Linked DNA regions of Mus musculus: regions 2 and 3 are each linked to region 1. A link is a loop called in an ENCODE intact Hi-C map of the cell type or tissue named here. Cell type or tissue: left cerebral cortex. All regions are shown on one strand.

Region 1 (8,000 bases):
CATGATTTGTGTAATCCAATTACTTAGAATTTGTACAATAACAATCTGTGCTGAGATGTAACAGGGATGTTGATGTAACATTCTTTGAAGAGATGGGATTTTAAAAGCAAACTAAGGATTGAGGAAGCAGAAGAACATTCTGGATTTTTAGCGAAGGGTTTAAAATACATTCTCCAAACTACAAAATAGGTCACTCGTCACATGTAATAAAAAGACATGAATGATATTTCTAGTTGCTTGAGGAATCTCCACTGTGTTTACTGCAATGATCACACTGGATCTTATCCCACCAACAAGCTTTCTTTTTTGATTACATGCATGTGAATTCAAAATCATCAAAGCAAATTTAAAATGTTTTCAAAACAAAACAAAAATGAGAAATACTGATGTGATGAATATATAAATTAGTTATTTGGTACCCCAGCTAATATTAATAAATCATAATATCACTAGGAACCCAACAAATATATATGCCTGGATATAATCCATTTTTTTTTTTTATTAAATGAAACAAGAAGGGGGAAGGCAACCTGAAGAGATAAAGGTAACACGTATTTCAAGAAGGATTTTACCAGGTAAATTCTTGCTGCAATTTGATATACGTCATCAGCTTCCCCTTTACACATTTTATCAGACACACTCAGGCACTTGCTTTATTCTTTTAAAAATGTGATAAGAGGTGCTATTCCATTTTCACTAACTTCTTTTTGTTTGTTTATGAGAGTGTAATTGAATTACTACAATTCTCCCTTTCATTGCCTCCCTCCAAATCCTCCCATACTCTAAACCCCTCCCTACTCATCTTAAAATCTATGGCCTCTTTTTCAATTGTTCATGTGATAATATATATCACATGAATATATATATATATATTCATATATATATATATTCATTCTAAATATAAACTTGCTAAGTCCATGAAATATTACTTGTATGTGAGTGAACTGTTTGCCCAAGGACTACCAATTGGTTTGTTATTCTGTGGAAGACAATCTCCCCCACTCCCAGTTCTCCTCAGTTGTCTATAGTTTTTGAGTAGGGTTGAGTTCTCCTAGGCTTCCCTCCTGGACTTTAAACTATATCATTGAAGACCTAGGTTACTGTCATTTCTCCTTAGGACATATTATTTTGTATTGGGATATTAGAAAGCTATCTTCCATATTGTCTACAGGTACTGCAATCACCTCCTTTGGAGGTGTCCCAGCCTCTTCCCATAAAACGACAGCGAGTGAAATGACAGCTTTAAAGGTGACTCTGTGAACAAAGTGACAATATTCCTAAAATCCTAGCTTAATTCCTTTCTACTTTCTTATACAAACTCAAACTAACTTGCTGACTTCATCTGCAAAAGCCATGCCTTCTTGGAGGTGACTGTAAGTAGAATGAGTTTTCCAAACCCCAAGCAAAGGAGATGTGTATGGAGAACACATACACAACAACACACACAATACACTCACCACGACACACACACACACACACACACACACACACACACACAAAATGCAGGAAAGCATCCTTTTGGGTAAATCACTGAATAGAAATGAACTGCAGCCTTTAAGTAGTTTTCTTAATTTATACTTCTCAATGTTAATTCCTAATTCTGCCTAGTGCCCTTTAAAGAACATACTAGAGGTCTCTGAGTGTGTCTTGCTAACCACCACCACCCCTCTGGTCTCCTCTTCCTCCCTTGCCCACCCCCTCACACACACCTCCCTTTTCTATCCTGTAAACTTCTCTGACTTTCACTACCCTTACCTCCTACCTCCTCCAATTCTTCCCTTCTAGACCCCAGCCTCATCACCTCGGGGCTGCCTTGTCCCCCTCCTCGCTCCTCTCCTTCTCTGAGTACCTTTACCGCATCCATCCGCATCAAGGGCTTTGCAGATTCCCCTGGTTGTTTGCTGGTGAGAAATCTTTGCTGCAGTTGCAGCAAGGAAGTCTCCCCTCGCGTGCGCGCGCTCGCTCGCTCGCGCGGGCGCGCAACCCAATAGCAGAAGCGGACTAGGCTGGGCAAGGCTGAGAGGAAAGGGCTGGGAGCCGGGAGGCAGCTTGTCCTCCCGCGAGCCTGCAAGGATGCTGCAGGGGACTGAGACCATGGGGAGGTGCTAACTTCCTCTCCAACCCCCCAGCCCGGGATCCGGGCTGGCATACCCGGCCCCCCGGGGTAGTTTCCTGCCAAGCTCAACCAAGAATCCAAAGGCGACTTGGAGGGCATAAAAAGAAAAACACTGGTTCTGAAGAGGGGCCCCCACCTCCAGAGCCGGTTCCTCGGCAAACGCGCGGAAGGTAGGAGGAAGGGGATCAGATACTGGAGACTGTACGCCAAAACCCCAGCCTGAAGACTCGCTCCAGAGCCTCCCTGAAGACCTGGGCGATCTGGTGAGTACAGGCTGGGGGAAAGGGAATGGGAGGCGAGGAGCAAGGGGCAAGGGGTGAGGGGCCGTGGTGGGAGTGCGCGCTCCGGTACCGAGGCACTGGAGGCGCTCAGGGATGCTGTAGCCCGGGCGGGGGTCGGCTGTGAGCTGCAGAGCGCGTGTGGCGCCCGCAACCGTGTGGATGTGAGCAAGGGAGCGCAAGGGAGCCACAGACAGAGCGCATGTCTCATCTCTGTGAGCAGAGCAGCAGCTAGACTGGCCACCACCATCTTCTGCATGAACATTATCAGCAGGACAGAAAACCTCCCCCAGGGCTATGGAGACTGCGGGAAACATCTGGCAGCTGGGGATGGATTGTTGAGGGAAAGCTGTCATAACCTAAAAGCACCCAAACCTTTTCTTCTCTCTCTCTCTCTCTCTCTCTCTCTCTCTCTCTCTCTCTCTCTCTCTCTCTCTCTCTCTCTCTCTCTCTCTTTGAATTTTAGCGCCATCATCTTCAATGCCTCTCTGAAAATCATTTAGCAAGAGTGAGAGAAAGAGAGGAGAGCGCGCACCAGGGAGAGGAGCAAAGAAGATGAGGATTATTTGCAGGCAGATTGTCTTGTTGTTTTCTGGATTTTGGGGACTCGCCATGGGAGCCTTTCCGAGCAGCGTTCAAATAGGTAAGAAGAACTGGGGAAGAGGTGCATGTAGCTGATGTGAGGTAAATGAGTTGCAGATAAGGAATTCTATGGAGGAGCTTTCCCTTTTCAAACAGACCTTCTGGGTGCAAGTTCAGGCTAGCACACCCAACCCTGATTCAAGTTCCTTCTTGCTCTACAGTAGGTTAAAGTAGGAATGAAAGAAGTTGAGGAAGGAGAAAACAATAAACAAACAAACAATCAAACCTTCATGGACTTTGATTGCATTTTATACTCGTTTTCTTTTAATCTCGTTTTCGTAGAACAAGAGGAAATGCCGAGTTTTATTTTGTGTTCGTTTTTGTTTGTTTGTTTGTTTTTTTTAACCCACTTTTTGCTATTCTGCAAGCTGCAGCATTCTCGCTGTTACAGAAGGAGATGGGGGGAAAGGCATTTTTTGCCCTCACTTCTTTCCTTGTTGCCTTGCCAGTTGGCAGATTCAAATGTTAGACCCTTTTCGAGGAACCTTCGTTGGTTTTATTTTGCTTTTGACTTAAGCTTCTGTTCTGTATCTCCCCACCCTCGTTTCTCGCGACCCTCCCTTCCTCCACCATGATTGCCATTCTCCTCTCCTGTCTGTTGATGGGACTCGGCTATTGAATTTCTTCCAGCCCAGCCCAGCCCAACCTCAAACACTGCATCATTTGTGTGTGTGTGTGTGTGTGTGTGTGTGTGTGTGTGTGTGTGTGTGTGTGTGTGTGTACTGTGCACAAAACCGAACTAATTGGACCGGGTACACAAAATCGGGGGCCAAGCTAAGTTCTCTTCCCTTCTAAACCTTCTAAACCTGCTCTCGTGTGCGCCTTCATGTACCTTCGTTCAGGTCCTGTATTGTAATGGAAATCTCTTCTCTATCCATCTGCATATTCCCTGCTAGAGAAAGATGTCCTGAACTGGACTGGCTGATACAATGATGTGATGGGAGAATCCTAAAGAGGGCAAGGGAAAGAAAGCAAGATACACAAAATTGTCTCAGAGGTCATTGTGATCACGACAGATTGAAGCAAGAAAAAGCTGAAATGCCTTAAAGACTAAAACATTAAGCATGCATTGCAGGGACAAAAGGCAGCCCCTATGATATGGCAAAGAGCTCCTTAATTGTGTGTGCTTGCGGTTGGAGATATGTTTGACAGTCATGGAACTAGGTGTAACATTTAAAACAGGAATCATTGAGTGAGTATTTCCTGCTGTCTTTCATAGGTGGTCTCTTTATCCGAAACACAGACCAGGAATACACTGCTTTTCGGCTAGCTATCTTTCTTCATAACACCAGCCCCAATGCATCTGAAGCCCCTTTCAATTTGGTACCTCATGTGGACAACATTGAGACTGCCAACAGTTTTGCTGTGACAAATGCATGTAAGTATAATATAAGTTGCGGCTAAATTAGAACTAAAATGAGCTAGTGGGATTTCTTTGTTAAGAATTTTCTGGAAAAAATCCAGATTCTAACAGTGATGTTAGAATAAAAAAATCATAGTTTAAAAGGTTTAGTCTCCTTCCTTTCTTTGCTTCCTTCCACCCTTCCTTGCCTCCTCCCTTTCTCCTGTATCCTTTTTTCCCTTTCTGCCTTTTAATTTTCCTGCATGGATCACATAAACTGAATTCTCTTGTAATGTTTAGTATTGTTCCTGTCTTCCGAATACTAGTGAAAACTGTACTCAGTTTAGTGTTTTATTTCATCCTTTTGGGTTCTTCTTGATTTTTACTGAAGTAAGTGCCTGCCTTCCTTTTAAAGAAGACACATGCTCTTCCCAGTAGTAAAAGCCATGAGAGGATGCAAGAGAACAAGTGATGTGGAAAATGCATTTAAGTCAGTCAGTAGATACTACATAAGATCCAGTGATGTCATTGGAGGCTGCTCTGCCCTTATGTTGGAGGTTGTAAATGTCTCTTGCTGTTTTAATGGATATCTTTTCATGGAACTCCATGAATCCCTACCCTATTGCCCATCATTTTAGTCTCTGATCTACTTGGATTCTAAAACCAATCCAGCTGAATCTCCCACATAATGAAACTAAATGGGTGACCCCATAGAATGCCACCTGGAATATGTACCCTGTCAAGATGCTATGGAACTTGATGTGGCTAAAAAAGCTAACTAATCGCATTAATATAAACCACTAAGATGTAAGCCATCACTGACTCTGCTCTGCTTTGGGTTCTTGAAGTGGGGGATGTTTCAGATGCTTCCTCACTTTGCTGTGCATATCTACTTGGTTTAAACATGTCTCTGGATTGTCTAAAAACATATAGAAGTGGTTCTACATAAAATAGTATGTGCTTTGTTTCTCTTGCACCAAGTTTGAAAATCTTTTAATTAAAAATTGTCAGGTCAAAAAAATAAACTGAAAAAAGAAAGAAGTACAACAGAAAATAGATTTAAGTGAAAAAAGTTATCTATTTTATGAACTGCAGTGTTTGTGCACATATTTACTTGACATTAGATCATTTACTGGATAAGAGAATGAGTCTTTATTTGGCAGCTCTGTTTAATACTACATTTTAGAACTCAATTTTCTGAAGCTGTGGAAGCTTTGGACAATTTTGTAAAATGTTCTAGCTTTGTTTTGTTTTGTTTTGTTTTGTTTTATTGTTAAAACTCTTATACTTACTATAAGTTCCACTTGGTAATTACTGCCTGTTTGTTTTACTTGGTGATAAAACTAATATTAAAGAAAAGGGGAGGTTATTTTAAATAAAAACGCGTGCAAATTATAGCTAGGTTTGTGGATAGTTATCTATAAATTTTATGAGTTACTTTCAGCATATGCTAAGTACTAAATGAGATATCAACATTTCACACAATTCTACTTGAAGAATTCTCTTTAAGGGGTGTTATTTATTTATTTATTTATTCATTTATTCAATGTATTCTTATTTTATATTTACCTCATGACTCTCCTAAGATTTTCTCAAAACCTTACCAGCTTGGAAACTAATTTATTGTCCAGATATATTTGGGATAGATTGTCCGCCATTAATTACATTTGCATAGTATCATTTAATTTTGAATGAGTTTCCAAAATGCTGTAGTACACTGTGATTTGTTTTCACAAATTAATATCTCACGAGCCAGAATGGCTGCATAATGACATTCAGCTTTGAAAACTCTAAAGTGCTAACTCTCTCCAGACTGTCAGTTATCCTCACAGCATTATTTTAACTAGAAGTATTTTAGTTATGTAACAAAATATGCATGAATGAAATGATAGTGCCAAAGCAATGGTAAACTGAGAATGTGGCAGCTGGCTACATGATAATAAAACTTTAAAAGTATAAGCTATAGAGGATGTTGCTCCCACAAGTAAAGACTGAGGGGACTAAAACAAGTAACTTTAAATATATCCAAGTTTCACACAGTGTTGGCAATTTAATGTTTTTCACATTCATATACAATTGATTCTCTGTAGATGTTTAAAAGCAAATAGTAAATAAGCAAAAATGATTTCTAGTGAAAAAAAGAATATTTTTTTCTTGATAAATGACTATAGCAAATGCCCTTTAGATAAATCCTAACTGCATTTGGTTGCAGGCAGTAGAGAATGTGAATCAGGTGGTTGGTGTTTATTGAATAGAGTGTTCCAAAGCACATACACATATGATTCCATAGTAATTAAGGTAAACCCTAAGCTGCAACTATATATCAACCTAATCTGTCAAATTTTGCCTTTTATTACCAAATGGTAAAAATAGACCTTGAAGTTTAGTAATTTAGAAAATTAACATGAGTTGTGTTTTTTTTTTTTCCTTTGTAATGGCAGAGACTGATTTTTAAACTTGTTATTTGGAATGAATACAAATAATATTTCTTACACTCTATTATTTTAATTGTGATATACTGATACTGAATCTTTATCAGCTTGGGTTTCTTCTTTGTATGACTAAGGAACATTAGTCAGGGTACATTTAATTTCTTTTATGGTAACTATTCTCACACAAAAACAGACTTAAGAATAAAATGCATTGGTTGCATGTTAAAAAGATATAATCTAATGCTGGTTATCAGGACCAAAATTAAGTTTGTCTTTTAAAAAGGCTGTTTAGCTCTCAACTACTAAATGTATAGAGTACACCAGCTTGTAAAACTGGACATGATTAACTCAAATGGAGTAATTTGGTGGGTATAAGTATCATATTGCTGGAGGAAGCAGTAATTTTATTGTTAGCCATAATTTATCTTCAGCAGTATTTAAATTAAATTTTTGCTTTCCATTCTTAAGTATTTATATTGATAGAGAGTAAAAGTATTTATATTGATAGATAGTCAAATTCCACTGAATATTATAAAGGAAATTAGATTTACAGATAATAAAATTATAACCAATTTCAATAACAGAAGTGTAATAAGTAGCACTTTGACTCAAACATTTAGTGTCATTGGATATGTACACTATTCCACTATTGTGATCCATAAGAGCATGCAAGATGATGAAAGCAGATATTCCAGACTTATGCAATCAATATTCTCTGTGTTTCTTAATTACAATCTTTTAATAAATGTATTTTGTATAAGTATCAATATAGCTCTATCTGTAAAAAAATTGATAATGTTGATAATGTTCTTACAAAACATTTGATACAACTCACAACAGCCTAACTTTGCAGATATATTTTCACTACTTAAAAAATATTAGTTTGGAGAATAGATTTGTTAAATTTTACCAAAACTAGTAAACAAACTACTAAACTTTGTCTATCACCAAGATTTTTAAAATACAGAAATATTTGAGACGTTGTATTATGAATTTAAATTATCTATAGAAACAACATCCCGTGATCAATCAGCCTCGGTGGCATTATCTACCTACATTCTGTGCGTGGACTGATGCTTTAAGTTAAGAATAGACATTGGGAATCATATGATAAACCTGATACATAGCCAAGACACCAAAGAAAGTTAAAGAGTTCTAGACTGATTCTATCTTTGACAGTCTGTGGAGAG
Region 2 (8,000 bases), 840 kb before region 1:
CCTTTCTTCCTTTATTTTTTCTTTTCTTTTGTTTTTATTTTTTTTCTGAGACAGGGTGTCTCTGTGCGGACCTGGTTTTCTTAGAACTTACTCTATAGAAAAGGCTTGCCTTAAGCTTACAGAGATCAATCTACTCTGCCTCAATAGTGCTGGGACTAATAGCATGCATATACCACCATTGACCAAAAACAAAGCAGTGATCAAACATACTTCTTTTTGAATATTTTGCTTTTGGTACTTGGTGCCTAAGTCAAAAGAAAAAATATAATCTCCTCATATAAATTATAATTATGTCTAGTTTACACTTGATTTTGTAATAAAATTTGAGTTTGTTTGTTTTCTGGTTTTTTTTTGTTTGTTTTCTTTTGTTTTTGCATTTTGATGTCAAACTGGCCTTTCTAATCTGGTTGAAAATTAATTTCTGATATTTTTTAATATGCTCCATGGATCTACTTTTCTATCATATGACAGAGCATTGCCTTGGTAACTGTAACTTTTACAACAGACATTGAAGTTGAGCTGTGTAAATCATCTAATAATATTCTGGTTCAAAAGTCTATGAACTTCATGAGGTCCTTTCAATTTCCATAAAAACTTCAGAATTATATTGCCTGTTTTTATAAATCAACCTGCTGAAATTTGATTAAAATTTGACAAATTTCGATGGATTTGTGAGAAACTGGCTTCTTATTGATATTAGCCCTCCTGATATAAGAACATAGATGAATCTTCATTTATATCTTCTTTAATATCTTTCAACAGTATCAGTGTTACATCTTTCATTGTGCTTATCTGTGAGTACTTTATGAGGTTTTTTTTTTTTGAATTATAGAAAATGTGCTTACAGCATTTCTTATTCTTTCCTATAGTGTAGAACTAGTTTTGCATCTCACAAAGGTGTTAAATTTGGGTAACACTTCTAATAGACTTCATTGGATTTCAAAGGTATTTTTTAACATGGCCATTTTGTCTATAGAGAGATGCACTGTCTTTTAATTTTTTCTTTTACTTTCAATCTAAAGATGTTTTAGTCTTAGCTCCAAACTTTGTCTCTGTAACTCCTTTCATGGGTATTTTGTTCCCTATTCTAAGGAGGAGTGAAGTATCCATCCATTGGTTTCCCTCATCTTGATTTTCTTGTCTTTTGTAAATTGTATCTTGGGTGTTCTATGTTTCTGGGCTAATATCCACTTATCAGTGAGTGCATATGTAATGACTTCTTTTGTGATTGGGTTATCTCACTAAGGATGATATCCTCTAGATACCTCCATTTATACAATAATTTCATAAATTCATTGTTTTTAATAGCTGAGTAGTACTCCATTGTGTAAATGTACCACATTTTCTGTTTCCATTCTTCTGTTGAGTGACATCAGGGTTCTTTCCAGCTTTGGGCTATTATAAATAAGGCTGCTATGAACATAGTGGAACACGTGTTCTTATTACCAGTTGGAACATCTGTGTATATGCCCAGGAGAGGTATTGCTGGATCTTCCAGTAGTATTATGACCAATTTTCTGAGGAACCAACAGAGTGACTTCCAGACTGGCTGTACAAGGTTGTAATCCCACAAGCAATGGAGGAGTGTTCCTCTTTTTCCACATCCTCTCCACATCTGCTGTCACCTGAATTTTTTATCTTAGCCATTCTGATTGGTTTGAGGTGGAATCTCAAGGTTGTTTTGATTTGCATTTCCCTGATGATTAAGGATATTGAATATTTTTTCAGGTGCAAAGTTTGGAGCTAAGACGAAAGAATGGACTATCCAGAGACTACCCCACCCGGGGATCCATCCCATAATCAGCAACCAAACCCAGACACTATTGCATATGCAGCAAGATTTTGCTGAAGGGACCCTGGTTTGGCTGTCTCCTATGAGGCTATACCAGTGCCTGGCAAATACAGAAGTGGATGCTCACAGTCTTCTATAAGGTGGAACACAGGGCCCCCAATAGGGAAGCTAGAGAAAGCATCCAAGGAGCTGAAGTTGTCTGCAACCCTATAGGTAGAACAACACTATGAATTAACCAGTACCCTCAGAGCTCGTTTCTCTAGCTGCATATATAGCAGAAGATGTCCTAGTTGGCCATCACTGGGAAGAGAGGCCCCTTGGTATTGCACACTTTATATGCCCCAGTACAGGAGAATGTCAGGGCCAAGAAGTGGGAGCCAGTGGTTAGGGGAGCAGGGCAGGGGGAGTGAATAGGGAACTTTAGAGATAGCATTTGAAATGTATATAAAGAAAATATCTCATAATAAATAAATAAATAAATAAATAAAAACCAAAAAATAAAGATTTTTTAGTTATTTTCCTTGCCATATTATACTAAGTAGAGTATTCAGTAAATGGTTGAGAAGGAATGAGTTTGTCCTGTTCATAATCCTAGAAGGAAAACAGTTTTTTAATACTAAGCATAATGATCTGGGGTTTTTTTTGAAGAAGATGAAGAAGTTCCTTATCAGTTTATTATTATTTCACAATAGGCTGAGTATTTTAAATTAAATGTTAATTTTATTTTCATTGTATGTTTAATATATTATGATTATATTTTAGAGTCTATTAAAATGATAGATAATAATGAAAAAATTTAAATGTTAATATATCTGTGTATTTCCTGAAGTGCCTATAATTGTATTATATCCCTTAGATATCACTTAATTTATTGAAATATAATGAGTTATTTATATGTTCTATGGAAATATGGCTCTCTGTTTATGTTATCATGTAATGTTTTTTTCTCTCACTTGGAGTAAGGCTAATGCTGGAACCATTAGTAGATTGGAAAATTATTTCAACCTCCTTCAGTTTTGGAAAGTTTGTGTAGACAGACTTGGTATCACTTCTGTCAAAAGGAAAGTTTAGAAATTTCCAAGTATAATTGTAAAGATTTTTCCTTATCATTAAACTGCTGAAGATTTATGGTTTTATAGTTCAGTTTTTAGAGTTACTATGTATTTTTTCCTTGTGTTACCTTGTTTGTTAATTTGAGTATCAAGAAAATATTTTTGTACCTTCCTCATTTTCACTAATCCTTTCAGACAGCTAATTTCTTAGATTCAGATAATTCCTCACAACATATGCATATAAATTCCTTAGTAAAATGTAAGACAGAGCTTCCACATATGGAAGATTATCCCTGTTGTTCTGTCCTGTAAAGTTGTCTTTGCTCAGAACCCCTATTTTCTCATAGTTATTGTCTATACACAGAAAGAAATGGCTACTTCTCCCTGTCCCATTATCCTATCTACTCCTGGCTCCGTTAGCATACTAGAGAATGCATGTAGAAGGGAATGCTCCTTTCTCAACTTTCCTTCCAGTGCACCCTGACCTGAAGACCAGGTGGTTGCTGCTTGCACATTTCCTAGTGAGTCAGTAGATGGCACTGTGTCTGAATCTAGTGAATGTGCAAACTTGAGCTTAAAAATAAAGAAGATATTGAAGGCTGTAAGTCAGCATGGGGCCAATGCATGGGCCAAGAGCCTGGTTCTTTATTTCTGGCTCTTCTGAATAAGTTTATTTAAATAAATGGAGACTAGCCACTTAACTTTTGTTTCCCCTGTTTTCTTGACCTTGAAATTAGACAGAATACACTGCTTCTTCCCTTCTCTCTTACAAGGACACTGTGAGTTTAATCAGACTTCAAAATCATTTCCGTACTTTGAAGAAAGACTCTTTCTGAATTTGCTGTGCTATTTATAATGTGGGTGGCAAAACCGATGGGGGTTGTTCATCCGGACCATGAAATAAATAAACAAATGCAATTGGCAAGAAGGGTCTTCTCTTTTCCTGTCCCATAAAATGTTAATGCCTTTTATAAAATCTTAAGTAGCTCCATTGGCTTTCAGAATGCAAAATACCTCTTGTTACTTGGAGTGAAAATAGTTCCTCAGGGATACAGAACTTGAAAATCTTGGCATGAGACCAATACTTCCCCTGGTGACTTTCCAATTTAAATATCAAATGTTCTTTCCAAGTAACAGCTTCAGTCAGGTACATTAATTTTCATTTCTGGCTGCTATTAAATAGAAAACATTTCAGTTTGACATTTCACACCAATACCTGCTAATGATAAATGTGAAGTTAAATTATAACCTAGGAATACAATTGAATGATTGGCAAATATGACCTAGCTGTGTATCAGGACACCATTGCCATAAGAACTTAGAATTATATTTATACTCAAAGCCTTGACATTAGTAATAGCAAAACTGTGTTGAGGCAACTGATGACATGGTTGGTACAATGTAACCTGAGCATGGAACTTTTATACCTTTAGGATCATACATTTGAAATGGGAAAGAATCAACAATACTGTGTCCAGACATGTGGATCTAACAGAGAAGACCTGTATGTCTAATACAGATCCTAGTCTCATCCAGCGTTGGTGGAAAGATTAAAAATATAACTACTGAAAATTTTATTTTATTGACATGAAAAGAGCATAGAGAATATGGCCTTTCTGGTAACATTTATTATTTGAACAAACATTGGAAGTAGAGTCTTAGAATATAATCAGTGAGGAAAGCTTGTCCAATATCAGCATCCACTGACATAATGCTGAGAAACAATTGAGGCTTTAAACAATCTCTTCCATAGTAAACATGTATCCCAGGCAAGTGATTTTTGTGGTAAGCTGCCTCATTTCTAAGGCAGCTATCCTTCTATTTGGATGACAAATAACTGGTTGGTTTGAAAGTCAGGAGGTTAGAGTTTTAATATGAATATGCATAAATATTAAAATATGTTCAAGAAAATGTCACATCAGCCTTAACCTCAAAGTACCAATTATGTTGTCTCGGTTCCACTTCTGACACTGTTCTTACTAAACTGATATTCCCCAGAATTATAAAAGAGACTGTGATCTCAGGAATAGCCACCACAGTATCAGGATGTATTCTATTTAAAGTACAAACATTAAGCACTGGACTAGGAATATTATTTCATAGTTTCAAGGACATGGAAATCAAAATACACTACTTGAAACTAATGAACAATTATAACTGTTCATTCGATACATGATTGATTCACAGTGAGGTGGGCAACAAAGGCTTGGTTGGACCATTCTATAACAACTCACTAGAATAGGTTGCAACCAAGGGAAAAATAAGGCTAGAGCTATTTAGAAAACTGATTTTTAAACTTCTTAGCCAATATGTTATTTTTCCCTAAAACTACATGCTGATGCAAATAAATGATTCAAGAGAAACCAGAGGAGGGGCAAATCACTAATATTTTATACATATTTATACATAAAACTAAAGTGGAACACAGTTGGGTTGTAGCAGAGTTTAAAGAGGATAAAACTTTACTAATCCATTGATATACCAAGCCACAATTATCTATTAAATTAGCTTGGCAACTGAAAGCTAAATCCTCATCACTGTTGATGGCAGTAAAATCCTGTCCATTTCAGAGTGAAAATGAAGGATAAAGGTGAATATTTTATGTTGTTAACAATTTATTATATTTATTTAAAGTATCAAAGAGCATACATGAGCTGGACTGAGGCCCCTGTCATACGTGTACATATATCAGAGGTCTGCCTTGTCCTGCTTCAATGGTAAAAACTGAATCTAGTCCTGAAGAAACTTGAAGTATCATGGCAGGTAGAGCAGGAAGGGCCTATCCTCTCAGAGGAGAAGAGGAGGGAGATGGGAGCAGGGAATCTATGAGGGCAGGACTTAGAGGAGGGCAGCATTTGGAAGGTTAATTAACTAATTAATTAGTTAAAAACCACTAACCATATTTATTTTGGGATAAGTTCATGGATAAGTCAGGATATGCTTTCCAGTCTGTTGTTTTCCAGAAAACAACAACTCAAGCACTTTCAAAAGTTCTATCCTTGGGTGTGAAGATGCTCAGAAGCTGTCCTGGTGGGCTACATGTCATCTTGGTGGACACCTAAGGCACAGAATAAGAGTGTCTGCTCTATGTGCAAGATGTGCACACTCAGGAATGCATGGACCAAACTTTCTAATGGCTGTAGCCACATGTTTCCTTCCTTCTTTTTATTATTTACCCCTTGTGCTGAGAACTTAATTTTCATTCTTGGATTGTTCTAATATTATGAAAAGCAAGTGGAATTTATTTTAAAATTTTTGAAATGGTTACATTTTATACTAATATCAAAAGATGGCAATTCCAATAGTAACAGATTTATGAAAACTCACAATTGTTTTTCAAGAAAATGGTGATAGTATTGTCACTCTGAGTTATTTGCATTCTAAATGATTGACAGTTCAATTTAATTTGGGTTGACAAGTGTGAGGTATTGCCAAGGTAAGTCCATGACTCAGTTTAATTTAATAGCAATTAAAATTTTAATAATTGTGATTTTTTTCTTATGGCCCTCCTTCCCCTGGGCTAGCATAACCGTTAGCTGAAGCTTTTCCAGTTTAGATATACAGGAGTACTTGCAACAAGAGTCTGAACATTGTCATTATCAGTTGTGTTCAAGCTGCCTACTGCCTATATGAAGATCACACTTCCAAGGCTGACCTCAATGATTAGCCAGTACCTACCGAGAAAGTGGGAAGGTACATGGTTCCTTTATTTTCAGTTTATATTTCTCTATTAATTAGTAAACGTATCCATAATATAAATCAGCATACTGAAAATAGTAATGATCCTAATCATGATGGTGCAGGGAATAACATGTGTCTTTAAATTAGTCAATGTCATCAAAGAACATAGACAAACTGGAAGTAGGTAATTTTCCAAAGGCAAGTGGGGTATTATTATACTAAGAAAGGACGCTGCATCCTTGAAAGTAAGTAAATGCAGGAACTTCCTATGAGCTTGTTTCTATGGGTCAGTGATTAAATAAATCATGCATAGAGAGTACACTTCACTGCAGCTGAATAAATGGACATAGTTGCAAGTACATATTCACATATATAAGTATATATGTATATATACCTATGAATGCAAGCATATATATAAACATATAAATATATATTTCTATGTGTGGATATGTATAAACATACAAAAATTATTGAATAAGATGTAGTTTTAAACTTGTTCTAATCATATTTGAATGCAAAACTGACCTTCCCAATTCCTTCTCCTTTTTCACATCCTCCCTAATCTCCCTATACCCTCACTTTTTCTCTTTCTTCCATCCTTGGTTTCTTCTTTCATTTGCCTTTTTACTTTTTTTCTTTCTCTTTTATTTAGTCTTAACTCCTTCTTCTGTGAATTCTACTTTCTACTACCCATCCCATCTTTCTCTTTCCCTCCCAATGGCGGTGGAACTCGAGGCCTCCCATAAGTTAGGAAACAGATCAACTAGCAAAATATTTGGAGAACACACATTATAAGTGGACAAGGAAGGTTTTGACTGTTCATGCTCATATAGCTCATCCAAAATCCTTAGATAACTGGAAAGCAATCGTTGATTTCAGTTTTTCCATATATGTGATATATATTGGGAAAATTGACTTACTCTTTAAGTAATGTCAAAATAAGAGTTTGAAGTGCACAACCCGTCAAATCCACCTTACCTTAGGAATGTACCAATTTATGCACTTTGCAGTTTGCTGTAATGACTTCCTTAGATTCTTGTCTTCCCTACTTTGTTTTGAACTAATAGAAAAAGGAATTTATTCATTTCACCTTCAAATTATAGCTGAAAAAGTGTGGTACTCACCTTCTTCATCAAAAGTGTGTCTGATTTAACATCTCCTTTTTGTCATTTACCTACTTGTTCCCATGTCAGTCATTTTATCTAAGAAAAACTTGAAACTCAGAACTAAATTCACCTAATTTGTATTATATGTGCATATATAGTTAATATCTTGTGCCCACTTAATAGTTACTAAGGATCAACAGTAAGTCTTTCATGTGTAATTTTCTTTAGTTTTCCATACGTTTCGACTCTCTCTCTCTCTCTGCATAATGTTTACTTGACATATATTGCAAATTTATAATTTGTGAAACTTAATTTTGGTTTATCTACTGTGTGACTTGTGCTCATAACATTTTACATAGTTCCTTATAT
Region 3 (8,000 bases), 700 kb before region 1:
AGATCTAAACATCAATACAGACAATAGAAGGATTTTTAAGTGATATTTCTGAGCATTATATAGATGATAAGTATGTAGATTTATTTCCATTAATTATACTCAAATATTCAAATGATGGAAAAATTGAAAGTCATTTATATTGGTAAGGTTGTGGAAAGGCAGGAATATGGCTCCTGGGGATCCTTCAATCTGGCACAAGGTCACAAGATAGCCACTACAGATAAACACACACACATACACACACACACTCACACACTAACACACTATTGTTTAACATATTGATTTAATAGTGGACCCTTCATCTATTCACACTTCGGATACTTATTTAGAAGTCATAATAAGTCCATTTATCCTTTGAGTATAGGAAGTCTATTTATTTGTTTAAGTTAATTTTATATCCAGCCACTTTGCTGAAGTTGTTTATCAGGTATAGGAGTTCTCTGGTGTAATTTGGGATGTCACTTAAGTACACTATCATATCATCTGGAAAATAGTGATATTTTGACTTCTTCCTTTACAATTTGTATCCCTTTGATCTCCCTTTGTTGTCTAATTGCTTTGGCTAGGACTTTATTGAGTAAATAAAAAAGCAAGTACTGGAGAGTGCTGGTAAAGCCCTTACACAGAAAAGGAAATGTGGACTTTACGACCCCCCCCCCCTGCAAAAAAAACTGAACTAGTTTAGAGAGGAAGTCATCCAAGGAACTCTTGAAAATTCAGTACAGATGGTTCTGGTGGGGTCAGGATAAGGAAAGATTTTCTTCAAGGGCTGGACACTGGGATTCTTTTATTGTGTTCCAGTTACTGTATGGACAACATCCATTTGATGTGAGATATTTTATCTTGTTTTTCTTCAATTTTTAGGGGAGGGGGAGATCACAAGTGTGGATTGAGCGTAAATAGGGATAAGAGCATGTTATATGAGTTTTCCAAATGATCAATAAAAGTACTGTGCTAATATAAAAAGAGAAATAAAAATCATTTAAATAAAAATATCAATAAAAATAATTTCTTTAGGATTTGGAGTTAGGTGGTATAGTGCTAATATGATTTTGTCTGTGTAGAGCACTGTGAGAATGACAGTTGTTTTCCTTAGAATCCGAGGCACAATTCTGTTCACTATACACATTTTTCTTTTGTCACTTGCTAGTGTGTGTGTGTGTGTGTGTGTGTGTGTGTGTGTGTGTGTGTATGTGTATGTGTGTGTGTGTATTCTTAAATAAGCTTTCTCAATCTATATAATGTTACTACAGTTTATGTTTTCAAGCTGACCATTTGGTCCTGGATGACTACTTCATTTGCTTTTCCATGGAATGTCAACAGCGATACTGGCCTGTAATTCTCTGGAAGGTTGAGGCCTGTGGGCTTTTCCCATTTACTTTGGTATGTCTATTGGTGAGCTGGTGTTGAGTTCAGTGGGTCCATCTAGAAAACACTCACACACCTAAGCCCCAGGGCACATCATGTAAGAGGGGGAATAAAGATTGTAAGAGCTATAGTAGATTCAGGGAGGTTTTTGTGAGACTGTCACATATTAAGATTAAAGGTTACAACCAAAAGTTATACACATTCTTATGTGATGCATTGGTAAACACTTTGAAATAGGGGTATTTTCTCCACTTTACAATGTATAAAATCAAGACTTAGAAAAATTAACTAACTTGCTGGGAACCAGGAGTTTAAGATGATGTAGAGTCAAATTCAAGTTACTATTCCTCCAAGACCTCTTTGGCTAACTCAAGTTCCTCCATTTCTATCTATCTAGAATATGATCAGTGCAGTGTTCCTTAGACAAGTAAGATTGGACCATTTAAATGGATGGTTTTGTCTGTGTTTCAAATATTTTCTTAGAAGAAAAACAGACTGTGCTTTTAAATTGAGAACATTTTCAAATGCTTTGGCAGTTAGTTCAGAAAGAAAAGGTGTTCTTTTACAGTTTAAAGTAGTGTGGTTTTTGCGAAAGTAATCATATTTTCAGATGCCACATTCAAGGGAAAGTTATTTTAAGGATAGTAAACTAGAATGAGATTTATTTTGTTAGGAACTTCAACTACAATTCTCCTGTGTCTTTAAAATCTGATCCAGTTTAGTAAATGTTTATCTGTAACTAACACACTGGGATAAGGGTTAGAGGGAAGAGGTATAGAAATTCTTATATCATTGTTAGAGGTTAGATAAAGTTTAAATTATTCATATAGTTGAGATCTTTTTAGTTTCCTGTGCTTGTTTTCCTTCTTTCTTCCTTTCTTGCTTTCTTCCTTTCTTCTGTGCCAATGTCTCTTTTGGATCAGAGTTTCTTGGTATAAATAAGATATCTACTATAGAATTCTGGTTCATGTAATTTATTTATTTATTTTTTGTTTGTTTGTTTGTTTTTGTTTTTGTTTTTTTAGCTATTAAAGTATGGACTCTTCAATCCTTTTGAAGACCGTTTTAAATCTCAATGTCTTTGCATATCTTTATCAGAAATAGTTGGATGACATTTCAAGGAACATTGGTCTAATATTCTGAGCAGATATTCTGCTTACTAATTCTAGAGAGTGAGAGGGTAGACAAGGGATAATTCCCTAAAATGACTTGAGTGTAATACAATCAAATGGCTTAGTTCTGTGTGCAAGCATTAATATGATCATTTAAACAAAAGATATCTTCTCAGCGAAAGCAAGGGTTCTTCCAAGTTTACTGTGTAAGTTAATAAAGATGGGTCTACACAAATGGGAATCACCTGCATCTAAACCACAGCAAGAAAATAGCACACAAGGGAGTCTCCGATTCTCAACTATATATTGATATATAATCCAGATTAGTCTTGAACTCTCCAGAATCAGGATTACTTATGTCTGACATTAAGTAAACAAAAGCAAGAGGTGCTTTTGTTGTCTGTATTTTCTTTCTTTAAAACTTTGTTCTTCAGTGAGGAAGACCTGATGACTGGTGAATATCTTCTGTGATATCACACATATCTCTATCAATATATCTAACTATATATCTCTATATATACATAAACATACACACACACACAAACACACACACACAGAGCAAAAGAGAGAGAAAGAGAGAGACAAACAGAGACCGACAGACACAGATAGACAGACAGACTCTCCAGGGAGGAAGTTATGAGAAAGGTTTTGTGATTATCATAATCTAATTTAGTTTACTGAATGGTGGCTCCATTTTCTTATTAATGCTGAAAGCTCAATCTCTCCTATTTCCAAATCCTCATTTCCAAAGCTTTGTGTATTTTCCCACCCTGACCACCAGGGCTCGCTAGGAACTAGAGCGCATTTCTGTGTGCAGTAGACTGGCAGTGTTACTGGGTGGGAGACTTTCCTCAGCTATAAGAGAAAGAGAACTACAGAAGACAGAAAGGTAAGAGGTAAACAAAACATCACCTGGCACCATACTTGGAGTATTGACTTCTTCACCTGCTGATATTAGTTGCCTAAATATCTGTTTTGAGTACTAGGCTACATACTTACAGATATATAAGAAGATCATAATACATAATTCTGGAAAGTTTCATGACACTAATATTTCAAAATATAAAAATACAACCTCTTCATGTCTTTTTGCTACCTTGGTAAAAAAATTACTTTCCTCACAGATCTGGTGGCACATGACTTTAATCCCAACACTCAGGAATGGAGGCAGGTTCAAGGCCAGCCTGATGTTCATATTAAGTTTAGAGAATGCAGACTTACATAGAGAGATCCAATCTTAAAAATAGGAAAAGGAGAAGCTAGTTTCAAATCCCATGTACATGATCAACTTCCTATACAATGGTCTTTGTAATTAAGTCAGCTTTTCTCCACTTTTTAAATCAATTTTATGGAAAAATATAAAAATATGATATAAACAAAATATAGTGTTCCATAATTACATTAAAATGTGTTTATAAACCTAAGGATGTGGTGTGTAAAAATTTAAGTTTTCATGCTATATTAAGTCACTGGAACCACTCTCAAGAAGACTCAACAGAATTTACATTTGATAAAATTCTATTGTCATAGCTATTTTCCAAAACCTTCTGAAATATCAGACAGATGTTGTGTTCCATGCTTTTCTTATTAGCACTACTAGAGAGCTACTTGACAAAATTGCTCTCCCTCCTTGACCACTTAAAACTAAGCCAAAGCTCCTTTGGTGGGAAGAAGTCAATGACAAATGTGTTTCAGGTTACTAAGAGACACAGAATTCTTGACTCCTTGATTTATTTTACAGACTTCATTCCCCCTAGTGCTAGGAATTGTCTCCCTTCTCCTTTTTCCTACAGACAATGAGAGGCAACATCAAGGTTCATTTCAGATGTTGAATTGTTTTAAGTTACCTTTGTTCATAGTACAGGTGATGGAGATTCAGCTATACCAATATTAATTGTCATGTCCTCAACTAAACCCAGATTAACATTGATTTTAAAATAAGAATCAGGAAACATTGGGTTTTCTAAGACTGTTTTGTTTCAGCTGCTATCTACTTAAATATATTTAATAGTTGTTTTAATACTTAGTTTGTTTGGACTATTTTGGTTTCTGTTTGGGGATCTTCTGGCAGTAGTTCATGGGTTTATGTAGTGTCTGGGGTTTAATTCACACTAGGAAGAGATGCCACATGGTCTCTTGAATGATCTTACTGGGAAATGAACAGATAAAATCAACCCTGCTCTTCCAGACTCATTTTTTGCCATCTTTTGCTACCATCTGTGCTTCCAGCCCAAATTAAATTGAGAATTAAAATAGAGAATGCAGCACTTTATTTCTGAAATCAGGTTCAGGTTTCCACAGCAACAAATCATCTAAATGTCAGTCTACGTTAGCATGATGGGTTTGTCTGTGCTAACTTTGGTTTGAAATCTATCTCTGTATGGTGGTAGGTGGGTGACTAGTCAATGGAGTCACTGAATTATGAAACTCATCATGTTTGTTCTAGATTCTAACGTGTCAGTATTTAGAGAGGATAGAGCTTTCCACTAGTAAAAGCTCCAGTGTGGTAGAAGAAACACTAAAAGAAAAAAATGATAATAAACTCAAGAAAACAGACTTTCTGTATTATACAAAGATTATGGGTGTGATTTTTCAGGTTTTTTTCTCAACGTAGTCTTCTAAGTATCACAAAAATCTCAGAGTCCCACTGTGTTAAAGAGACAAAAAAGAATTTCTTTTGAGTTCTTATACAACCAGCATTGGTGTCCCAGGCAAGGGACAAAGCAGAGACATTAAAAGGTGATGGGACACATGAAGAACCTAGCTAAGAAGATCACTATGACAAGAAGCTTCACCAGAAGATGAAAGACAATGTCAACCATAGTCTAGACAACAAAGTTCATTTCACCACAGTTTGCTTATCTGTACATTAGAGTTGTATGAAGACAGCAAGCACAGCACTGTAAAATCTGGGCTATAGACATAATTTGTGAACAATGCTTGCTGATGTGTGTTTACTGAATTTCTCAAAAAAAAAAAAAAAACAAAACTCTGCTATGTTCTGCAAAAGCAAACTTGTACTGTTTTATTTTTAATTATGACTTGGAGGGGAGTAATCAACTGGCAGTGGTTCCATCCATTCTTGTCCTGTCACATTCTGCACTGGCAGGTACAGAGCAAGTCAGTGTTTCTTTCATCTCTTCAGTGTGCCATTCCTGGAAGTGAAAAATATTTGAATCAATGTGACTGAATGTACAATTATTTGCTGAATGTCCACTGTCATTGTTTTTTTCTTCTTACTGAGATTGTATCCAAAAGACAAATTCCTAGGAGACAATGTGACCAGTGACATCGGCTTCAGCAGCAGCATAGCAATTAACCACTGTACACTTAGATATTACTATGACAGCATTTACAACAAAAAGTCTTCTCTATGTACAGTTATGTGTTGAGAAACACTATTTTATTCAAATATTCAATTGTGCCTCTTTCTCTTGGGCTGAGCCGATTCTTATATAAATGCATTCTTTCAAGAAAATTGCATATGCTATTCCATGATACATAAGAAATGTGCCAGCTGCTAAGTTATGTATTTATACATTATAAAATTACCCTTTGCATTCTTGCAAGCAACAAAATTACTTTGCTCACTTGGGGACATAGAGAAAACAAAGAATGTTTAATGAAGATTAAAAGACTGTGGAAACTGAAAGACTGTGTGTTACAAATCTTAGCATGAGGTAAAGAAAGAATTATTGCTAAGGGAAAATAGCACACCTGATTACAGCATACTCCCAAGAGTGTGAACATGAGCATAAAGTTCTATTGTTATTTAGTTCTGAGACCATAAAAAGCAGCTTGCAAAGTCAAGTTGGAGAAAAAGTTTATTACTCAAGATTTTCAGGCATTCACGTATCTATAGTAACTTGGACTATTTATACTGTTATATAATTTTGACTGGAAAAGGCCTTAACATGTTCAGATATGCATAGCAATAACAGATTAATGAGTTTTTAAATGTGCTCTAAAATATGTGAAAACTATTAAAACAGCCTTCTGTAAGGTTATTATGGAAAAGAAGAAGGGTTCTTCATATGTCTGGCTAAGTTATTTATACAGTTGGCTTATGACCAGAAGCTGGGCCAGATGACTTAAGAAGAACTGCACCTACTAATCTATAGAATATATTCTGATTCTATCAAACACATACACTATATTGTCTCCCTCCTAACATCCTTCTTGTGATATGTGCTGTTAGTATCAATTATTTTTTTCCACTTCAGAAATTAATAAGAAATACTTAAACTGATCACAGTTTCATGTAAGTAGTGGATACATTTTTAATAGAACAGAAAAGTAATATAAAATCATGGAAATGAAGAAAAAAGCTAATCTGAAAAATGAAATGTTAGCTGCAAAACAAATACAAGCAATGGTAACTACTGCAAGTCAAGACTATATCTTTTCATTTCTTAAGAATATGGACCTGGAGAGCATCATCCTGAGTGAGGTAACACAATCACAAAGGAACTCACACAATATGTACTCACTGATAAGTGGATACTAGCCCAAAACCTAGGATACCCACGATATAAGATACAATTTCCTAAACACATGAAACTCAAGAAAAATGAAGACTGAAGTGTGGACACTAAGCCCCTCCTTAGAAGTGGGAACAAAACACCCATGGAAGGAGTTACAGAAACAAAGTTTGGAGCTGAGATGAAAGGATGGACCATGTAGAGACTGCCATATCCAGGGATCCACCCCATAATCAGCATCCAAACGCTGACACCATTGCATATACTAGCAAGATTTTATCGAAAGGACCCAGATGTAGCTGTCTCTTGTGAGACTATGCCGGGGCCTAGCAAACACAGAAGTGGATGCTCACAGTCAGCTAATGGATGGATCACAGGGCTCCCAATGGAGGAGCTAGAGAAAGTACCCAAGGAGCTAAAGGGATCTTCAACCCTATAGGTGGAACAACATTATGAACTAACCAGTACCCCTGAGCTCTTGACTCTAGCTGCATATGTATCAAAAGATGGCCTAGTCGGCCATCACTGGAAAGAGAGGCCCATTGGACACGCAGACTTTGTGTGCCCCGGTACAGGGGAACGCCAGGGCCAAAGGGGGGGAGTGGGTGGGTAGGGGAGTGGGGGTGGGTGGGTAAGGGGGACTTTTGGTATAGCATTGGAAATGTAAATGAGCTAAATACCTAATAAAAAATGGAAAAAAAAAAAAAAAAAAAAGAATATACTCCCAATGTAATTTTTGTTTTGGATCAATATAATTTCATGTATTAAAAAAGCCTTTATTTTAGAGGTATGTGAACAATCACATAAATACAGGAAGTACTATAATTCATCCTAATAAAAAATTTTACCACGGAGAGATTTTCAATTGTTTTTTCTTGAAAAAAATCATATATGTAGAGAATGAAATATGATCATATGTACTCTCCACATTCTTATTCCAATTTCCCACAAATTTTTCCCAACATGTTCCCCTCTCTACATCATGTCTTTAATTTTTATTTGTATTAATTCTTTGGTAATTTATACATTATATTTTGAA

What was found. A loop is a pair of places that touch in the nucleus more often than their neighbours do. Peaks named below come from ENCODE experiments on the same cell type or tissue, not always from the same donor. Only the 100,000 strongest peaks of a DNase experiment are listed, where the experiment ranks them.
Region 2: it touches region 1 in a loop (5-fold over the local background); 2 of 42 quality-filtered maps call a loop at or near these places.
Region 3: a loop joins it to region 1, with 4 times the contacts of the local background. A loop is called at or near these places in 2 of 42 quality-filtered maps.

The regions. Positions count from the first base shown.
Region 1 is chr9:4,790,224-4,798,223 of GRCm38, reverse strand. It overlaps Gria4 (glutamate receptor, ionotropic, AMPA4 (alpha 4)), which reads left to right and starts at 1,990. Exons shown (of 17, transcript NM_019691.5): 1 at 1,990-2,379; 2 at 2,861-3,037; 3 at 4,256-4,414. The coding sequence starts at 2,950. Gm46100 (predicted gene, 46100) reads right to left here and starts at 1,920. Exons shown (of 2, transcript NR_165471.1): 1 at 1,850-1,920. In left cerebral cortex, no CTCF peak of the experiment used is centred here; DNase peaks (open chromatin) are centred at 2,960, 3,661, 4,003, 4,937 and 2 more places; H3K4me3 peaks cover 4,382 bases; H3K27ac peaks cover 2,327 bases.
Region 2 is chr9:5,630,573-5,638,572 of GRCm38, reverse strand. No RefSeq gene overlaps it. Among named protein-coding and RNA genes, the nearest start is that of Casp12, 290 kb to the right of the region's middle. In left cerebral cortex, a CTCF peak has its summit at 3,375 (motif pointing right); DNase peaks (open chromatin) are centred at 3,394 and 3,888.
Region 3 is chr9:5,493,777-5,501,776 of GRCm38, reverse strand. No RefSeq gene overlaps it. Among named protein-coding and RNA genes, the nearest start is that of Casp12, 150 kb to the right of the region's middle. In left cerebral cortex, a CTCF peak has its summit at 3,266; DNase peaks (open chromatin) are centred at 4,770, 5,583 and 5,879; H3K27ac peaks cover 1,111 bases.